Regions from separate parts of the Homo sapiens genome. Here region 2 is linked to region 1. Evidence: read pairs that join two places in POLR2A ChIA-PET (ENCODE). Cell type or tissue: B cell. All regions are shown on one strand. Links, peaks and the distances in the headings refer to the core of each region. The heading gives the core; the rest is flanking DNA.

Region 1 (4,403 bases), core at 297-4,296:
TGTGGAGGACAGGCGATAGGAAGAAAGAGGCTCTGAAAAGATGATGACAACTCCATGTCACTGCTTTTAAAGCTTTTAGCAGACCACAGCCGGCCCCCAGGTGCTCAGCCTGCCTTTCTACTCTTCAGCTGTTTCCCCTGCACATGCACACTTTGGCCCTGGAATTCCCTCTTCCATCTCTGCCTGGTGAGATGCTTTTGCCTTTGAAGGTCTAATTTGACCCTTACCTCCTGTAAGGCTTCCTTAAGCCTCAAAAACACCAAGTGTCCCTCATCCCTGCTACTACAGCATGTTATTTCTCAGAGGGGCAATGTTCATCATAAACAAACACAGAGGCATCAACGTCGTCATCTTGCCCCATGTGGCCTGCCACACCCTACCACTCCATACGTCTCAACAGGTGGGTGAGGGGCTGCCTCGCGCTCACACATGCCTCTCTTACAGCACACACAGTGGTCTTCTCTGACTGCTTCTGTGCGCAGGGGATGAGGGAAGAAGGGGAGGCGACAGGAGTAGGTGATGACAAAACTGGTTTTTACAAAGCAATGCTGTTTGTTTGTACCAAAATATTTAATCAATATGCTGTTAAAATAAAACCAACAAAAGAAACAGTAATACAATTTTACTGGTTTATATTTCAATTCATAAAGTTGACACACTGAAACTACCTTAGCACAATGTCCACACACCTAGCATTAGATAGGCTTACAGCTATTTTGGTAACTGAACAAGAAAGACACAGAAAGCAGCAAAGGGGATGGTTGGTGGGGAGGGGGTTGCCACTTGTTACCTCCCTTATTACAGATAACCTCAGCAAGCGTTAGTACAGCCAATAAGAAAAAGAGCTACAAAACAACCCGAGTGTCTTTATATACAAAACCAGTGCCTCTTGTAAGCAGCCGCCTCAACACTGAACGCAGAAAAGAGGACAAAACCATCTGCGTGTCAGCCTGTCAGCATATCACTATATAAATTAAAAGTCAAAGTTTTTTTTTTTTTTAAAGGTGCTAAAATCCATTCCATAGCTTTGAAGTGAGAACTTACAGCCCATCTGAACAGTGAGGTTTGTACCCAGGCATACTCTGAGGAGGGCCCAAAGGCCCAGCCCATCTGGGAGGGACAGGCCCGGAGGATGGAGACCTCGCAGCATGTGCACCCTGCGCAGACATTTACAGACACGCAACTCAGTCTTTCTCACTTGGACAACCTGTTGTGCAAAAACACTAGGAATCTTGAAGTGAGGGAGCTCTGTCCACAGCTCCCGTAATGGCAGGGAGGAGAGCAGAGCCCAATGAACCTTGAGTGAAATTAAGTGCTCGAATAACCACATAATTAAATTGTGCAGATCAGCAGTCCTAGTCTGGAATTTAAACACTGTCAACGGGGCATATTGGGAAAGATATTTATATATATATATACATACACACACACACACACACACACACACACACACAAACACATTAAGCAAAATAAGATTTGTCCATGTTATAATCCAGTCTCACAGTCAAGTCACCCACCCCAGCCTTTTGAAGTCATTTGGCAGCTAATGCTAAAAAGTAACAGGAACTATGAGAGTTGCATAGAATTGATCAGAAACATGAATAATGCCAAACCCAAAACCTGCACCATACAGTTTAACAGAACCAGGTGGCTTCAGATGCAACTATGAAACCCTCCTATTTAAAACAAAGTGCTTCTCCATGTCTACCTGGGGGACCTTCTGCTGGCATTGAAGCAGAAAAGAATTATTTGAATTTCTGATCCCTTGCCCCACCCCCACTATATATATATATATATATATATATATATATATATATATATATATATATGTATATTAAAAAAAAAAGGTTTAGAAAAAAAATCAACAGACTGAAGGATCCCCTAACTCTGATCATGTAAACTCAGCCTTTAGGCTGGGTGAGGTGTTGACGTACACGGGGAAGAGGCCTGGGAGGTCACACTGAGGAGTGATTTCTAGAGTGTCCAGAGCGTCGGCTGAGCTAGCAGGCCTGTTAGTATCAGTAGTCTTACCCCAGAGGTTGCCTGCTTCACAAGCTCTGGTCCAGTGACCTACCAACATGCGTCTATGGATCTGACTTAGGTACATTCTGGTCCTGGGACAAGTCACAGAATCACACATCTGGCCAAAGAAGGCAACAAAAGGTGTCGTGTTTTCTGAAGGTGTCGGGAGGCGGCAGCTGCTCTCAGCAAGTCTCTTTCCCTTGAACCCCGGTTGCTGTCTTTATGGAGCTCAGTGTTCGGTTAAACCACGTCTTCTTGGCTGCCTGCACCTCATTGAGGGCAAGCCCTAAATGGTGTTCCAAGTCCTGCAAGAGGAACAGTGTGCATGAGGATGCTGGGCTTGGTGTCAATGACACTGGCTCCCCAGAGGAGAACCAAGACAAGAATGCAGTCTATTTACTCTGGAGAGGCCTCGGGGAATTCCCCCAGTCTCCAACTGGCATAGAAATGCCTGAAATGCCTAAAGATTTGGGAGCTTTTAGTTAAGATCTAATTTCTTGCCTGGTCTATTTATTAAAACAGTCTTCTACTTGCTATGTCTCCCTCTTCTGTCCACCTAATGCACACCAGGCAGACAGGTAATGCTCTATTTCTGGTGACATCATTTCATTTTGGCAAAAATCTTTAAACTCCCTAGCATGGCATTTGAAATGCTTCGCAATCTGGATCCACACACTCTCTTCCAGCCTTAGCACCACCTCCATCCCCTACTGCAAGGAAAGAACTCCTGAGGGTCCTTCCTGGGCAGCCACTCTCCTCCTTGTGCTGCTGAACATGCCACTCCCTCTGCCTGGAATTGCCACTGTTCTCTCTCTCCTGTAGCTACAAGCCCTGTGCATTCTTTGATCACAGCACAGCTACTGCTGCCTTGGTGATGCCTTTCCTGATTATTCCGGGTAGTCACACTACCAGGCCTTAGCTTTGCAGTCCCAGACCTATAACAGGGCCTGCCAAAGAGCAGATGCCCAGTGAATGTGTGCCATGAGGGAGAATCAGCCCTAAAGCTTTTATCCTGAACTTGTTCCCTCCATAAACAGTGCTTAGGGTTTAGTGGTGCTGGTGGACCTAGCAATGTGTATTAAGATGACCAAAACAAGCCCTAACTTCTTTATCAGGAAAGGAGGCTCAGATAGGTAGTATATTAACAGTCACAAAGCTAGTTAAGTGGTGGGAACTGGAAGAACAAAAGCTTGCATTTATAAAGCCCCCGACATTCTGCCAAGCCATTTGTGCACACTATCTTACTTAGTCCTCAAACCAACCTATCAGATAGGGACTCTCATCATTTCCATTTGTAGATAAGGAACCTGAGATGTAGGGAGGTTACTAACCCAAGGTCAAACAGTTCAGTGGTAGAGCTGTGTTTCTAAAGCACTGTCTTCTCATCCCATCAAAAGATTCCAAGCTTTTGTGTATTATTCTCAATATGACAGCGGAAATCCTCAAGACAGGCCAAATACTGATGAGACATCCACTGGCCAGTAACAAGTCCTATATTTCTTCTCATGACAACTGTGACCAAAGTTTAAAAGGTGTGGAAAAACCCCAAACCATAAAGATAATTTCTGGGGTCTCTAGTGCACATCAGGAAACCCAGCCCGCAGGCACATGTCTGAGCTCTGCTGCTGTTACCTGTATCTTACACTCGGCCTCCACCAGCTGGAGTTTGGTCTGTGCCAGTTCTAGCTCCATTTCTCTCAGCTGGTTCTTGAGCGTCTCTTTCTCTTCATCCGTGTCCTCATCTAAAACCTCCTTGGTTGAGCTTATGCCTTTTACACGCCCTTCTTTGTTGAAAAATTCCCGGCACCGCTCACAGTCATCCACTTTTTGCTGAAATTGAATGTTAGATGTGAAGAGGCAAAGAAGAGGAACTGGCCCTTTAGGATGGTGTGAGCATCTCCTTTGGGGGACACCAAGAGACGGCTTCTCTGTTGAGCACTACAGTTTCTGAAAACCTGTGCTCTTTGTAAACTGGCAGATAACCTACTGGAAAAGCCACTTGGTATTATACACCAAAAATAATAAAATTATCATTGTCTTGATTCAGTAATCTCACTTCTAGGAACCCAGGCTGAAAAATGAAGCTGTAACTAGATAAAAATTTATGTACAAAAATTTTCACTGTAGAACTGGAGACAGGCAAAAAAGCAGGGGATAAACTATTCAAAAACAATTAAATATTAAATATACTGTGCTATATTTATACAAGGAAGTACACAGCCTCTAAAAGGTTTTTGAGGAACTTTTATAACATTGGAAAATGGATGCATGCTGGTTGAAATAGAACACAAAAATGTACATAAACTATGATTACAAATAAAATGTATTCCACATTTCATCAAAATAAGATGCCATTAACTGTAAGAAATGTCATTTTATGT
Region 2 (4,403 bases), core at 250-4,249, 150 kb after region 1:
TAACACTAGCACTGTCTTTTCTCTTGAATTCCACATGGGTATTTGTGTTATATTTTCTTTTTCTTCTATTCAGTATCAAAGAGTCTGATATGTGCCAGACACCAGGTATAGAATTATGGTGAGGAATAAAAGACACTCCTTACCTTTGACAGGCTTACAGTGGTAGAGAAAACAGACCAGTAAACAGGTAATTATAATATAGTGCTTGTTATAACAGAGGTGTGTAAAGGGTGTTATGAGAATACACAGCAGGGCTCTACTATATGCGTCCTATGGTCATCTCAAAACCAATTCCTTGCAAAACTAAACCATTTAATCCCCACGCGTCAGCAGATTCTTCTTTCTAGATTCTCTATCCTGGTTAACAGCCACAGATTCAAAACAACATCAAAAAAAAAAAAAAAAAAAAAAGAAAGAAAAAGAAAAAGAAAAAAAAGACACCAAACCAAAACAAATCTTGACTCCTCCTTTTCTCACCCTCCCTTGGAATAATGGATTTTAGTTCTAAAACATATCCCAAATATATTCCTTCTTCACTATCCCTCATGTCATTGACTTGTATTTTATTCTCTTTCAACCTGGCTATAACAAGTGTTTCATTCTAGACTCTTCCTAGTCATTGATTATTTAGCCCCCAAAGTTAATTTCTAAAACTTAGATCTGATCATATATCCCATACCTCCCCTTTCCTCAAAACTATTTATTGCTCCTGACTGAAAATACAATAAAATCCAAAATCCTTGTATTATTTAGTTCTTCAAAATCTGGAGCCAATTTCCATTCTAGTCTTATCTTCTTCTGTCACACCATACTATATACACAAATATGTCATGCATTTTAATGCTTTCAAGCCTTTTCATATGCTGCTTGCTCAGCTGGGAATGTGTTTTTGTTTCCGCAATCAGCCTTTCTCCACCAACAGCAACCTAGTGGATACAATCAAGTATTCAACCTCCCCCTTTCCCTTCTGCAGTGTTATTGTCTTCTAGGGCTCCTCAGGCTTTTTGTTTTTTAGTTCATCACAGAATTATAGCATTTACCACACAGTAAAATAATATCAACACTTTTTTTTTTTCCTTTTTTTTTTTTTTTTTTGAGACAGAGTCTTGCTTTGTCACCCAGGCTGGATGCAGTGGTATGATCTTGGCTCACTGCAACCTCTGCCTCCAGAGTTCAAGCGATTCTCCTGCCTCAGCCTCCTGAATAGCTGGGATTACAGGCATGCACCACCACGCCCAGCTAATTTTTGTTTTTGTTTTGTTATTGTTGTTTTTGAGATGGAGTTTCACTCTTGTTGCCCAGGTTGGAGTGCAATGGCATGATCTCAGCTCACTGTAACCTCCGCCTCCCAGGTTCAAGCGATTTTCCTGCCTCAGGCTCCCAAGTAGCTGGGAATTACAGGTGCCCGCCACCACGCCTGGCTAATTTTTATATTTTTAGCACAGACGGGGTTTCGCCATGTTGGCCAGGCTGGTCTCAAACTCCTGACCTCGGGTAATCCACCCACCTAGGCCTCCCAAAGTGCTGGGATTACAGGTGTGAGCCACCGCAGCCAGCCGTAATTTTTGTATTTTTAGTAGAGATGAAGTTTCACCATGTTGACCAAGCTGGTCTCAAACTCCTGACCTCAAATGATCCACCTGCCTCAGCCTCCCCAAGTGCTGGGATTACAAGCGTGAGCCACCGCACCTAGCCCAACGCTTCTTTTCTACTCCGCTATATTGATCAATCCATTCATTCCAGAAGCAATTACTGAGTATAAACCACCATGTCAAATGCTGGGAGTATAACGGGCACAAAGAGTCCCCCAAACTACTTGTGGACAGGGGTCTTATGTTTTACTCGTAGTAATTTCATTTCCTTACTTACGGGCAGTGTTCAATAAATTTGGTTGGTTGAATATACTTCATGGCTGTTTAACTAGTAGGGTCTAAGTAATATGAGGAAAACAAATGACAAACATGCTACTCTACATGCATGTACTGGGGATGTGGACATGGATGAAGACTAAACTCTTCATCAAATCCCCAACTGTCATGATCAAAAAACAGTTAACACAGTCACAAAAAATATACCTTGGGTTCCCTTTGGACCAAACACTAACCACTTCCCTCCCAATCCCCATCATTTTTGTTGCTCAACCAGTGAAAAAATGGGTACAGCTTTAGGGAATCTTAAGCAAGATGACTAAATCATCTTGCTAAATCAAAAGAGAAAACAATACTTATTACTTCTTGAGTGTCAATTATATGCCCAACATGGTACGAACAAGTTTTACTTGCATTATTACTAATCTTCACACCTTGCCAGATGGGTATTAAGTTCATATGACAGACAAACTAAGGCTTGGGCAGGCTGAGTAACTCGCTTAAGTTCAGAGAGAAAATTGTGGAACTTGATCCAAACCCAAGTATCTAGGTGTCTCTGTTCTTTTCTGGATTGCATCTCTCTCCCTCTCGATGTCCCTATCTCCATCCTCTCCCAATTCCAATCCATCCTCTATGCTGCTCCCAGTTGTACCCTTCTAAAACACAAATCTGGTGAGTTTACTCTCTGTTTAGAAAAAGAACAAGACAGGATGCAACAAAAGAATCAAGTCTGAAAGATGCTGTAGCAGGATAATTCCTGTGGGTTTGTAGCTCTTTAAAATTAAACAAGCAGGGTACAAAGAAGCTATAAAAAATCACATTGCATTAGTTTCAGTTTGTGTGTGTGTGTGTGTGTGTGTGTGTGTGTGTGTGTGTGTTTTCCTGGCTCTGAACTTTGTTTCACTGCACTGGTTTTCACATGAATTTCACACAGCCTATCCCTGGAAAGGGTGGGACAAATCAAACAAAACTCAATGGAACACCATCCCTTCTTTATAAAAATAAATTCCTTTCCACCACTACTAACTGCTAAACAATAGATGTCTTTGTTTTCATTCTGACTCTGAATTTTGAGACTATTTCTTTGAATTATTTTAGTGAGCTAAGAGAATCATAATAATTTAAGCTTTCTGATTAATTTCAGGTTACGTTAAAAAACCAAAACCAAAACCAAAAGAATCAAAACAATCATCTTGGGCCTACCTGCACTTAAAGGCAAGAAAAACTAGCTTATCTAAAACTCACGCTTAGGCAAATTTGAGCCTACCGTAACTGTGACAATTTACTTCTTTAAACTATTAAATCACTTTTAGTTCAATTCTACATTAACTAAAAAAGATATCGGAATTAAACAAATACAGGAAATTGTAAAACAAAATAAAACTTTAAAACATCTTTTTTATAAGTTGTAATCTTTTTGCATTGTGATTAAGTAATAACACAAACATTACCATCTTAGCCACGGAAGTGTACAATTTTGTGTCATTAAATACATTTACATTGTCATGCAACCATCACCATCATCTATCCTTGGAACATTTCCTTTCTTAACTCTGTGCCCATTAACACTAATTCCCTATTCTCTTCCTCCTCCAAAAACCACTATTCTACTTTCCATCTCTAAGAAATTGACTACTCTAGGTGTATCATATAAGCAGTGGAATTACACAATATTTATCATTTCATAACTGGTTTATTTCATTTAGTATAAGTCTTCAAGGTTTATTCATATTGTAGCATGTGTCACAATTTCCCTAAGGCTGAATAATATTTCAATGTATGTATGCCACATTTATCCTTCAATAAAAGTAAGTTTCAAAATAATTATAACTTTATAGGGTCTTTAGGGGGGATATCAGGTGTTTTCCATTACAGTTCCATGAGGTAGATGTAAGTAGCTCCATGTTTAAAAATGGAGTTTCTGAGGATAAGCTACTTAATCACTCCTTCTCAGAGACTTGGGATATCCATGTCTTTCTCACCCCAAAGTTCATACTCTCCCCACTATATCTTGATACTTCATACTTCTAATGAAAGGTACAAGAGGTAACAAGTAGGGATGAAATGTGCATAAAACAGAGTTCATTTAACTCTGTTAATTATGAGTGTGATAATGCTGACACCTGAAAAAAATCTTGCCAATGGTTTTCTCATGTTCCCATGGATATTTCAGGAAACACACTTTAATTTTTTCCAGAACTCTACATATGCTGGCTTAATGCCATTTCAACACAATATCTGTGAAACTAAATATTTAAATTGTTATTTGGATTCCACGTCCACAATAGAAGCTATCCCTGGGAACACAGGGAAAGTCAGCTTAATGTTAATGTACTACTCATTCACAAGGTCAGATTATATTCCTGACTTGCTAGTACAGATTTTAAAAACTGTTCAGATTTCTACAGTATAATTTACATTAGCATTTAATAAATGTAAAAATATGAGTATTTTTAAGCAACGCAGGGTTAGTCAAAGACTTTTCCTCTTTTTAGGAAATTAGTCAATATAGTTCCTTCTCATCTACAATAAAGA

Evidence for each region. Peaks named below come from ENCODE experiments on the same cell type or tissue, not always from the same donor. Only the 100,000 strongest peaks of a DNase experiment are listed, where the experiment ranks them.
Region 2: POLR2A ChIA-PET joins it to region 1 with 9 read pairs; 4 of 35 experiments call an interaction of 5 or more read pairs at or near these places.

The regions. Positions count from the first base shown.
Region 1 is chr9:123,101,015-123,105,417 of GRCh38, reverse strand. It overlaps RABGAP1 (RAB GTPase activating protein 1), which reads right to left. Exons shown (of 26, transcript NM_012197.4): 25 at 3,655-3,852; 26 at 552-2,327. The coding sequence ends at 2,205. Among named protein-coding and RNA genes, the nearest start is that of MIR600, 8.4 kb to the left of the region's middle. RefSeq lists a silencer at 2,554-2,848. In B cell, for the core only: a CTCF peak has its summit at 2,610 (motif pointing left); a DNase peak (open chromatin) is centred at 2,534; H3K27ac peaks cover 2,962 bases.
Region 2 is chr9:122,946,386-122,950,788 of GRCh38, reverse strand. The region is part of intron 1 of RABGAP1 (RAB GTPase activating protein 1); the gene reads right to left. Among named protein-coding and RNA genes, the nearest start is that of RABGAP1, 7.6 kb to the right of the region's middle. In B cell, for the core only: no CTCF peak of the experiment used is centred there; no DNase peak of the experiment used is centred there.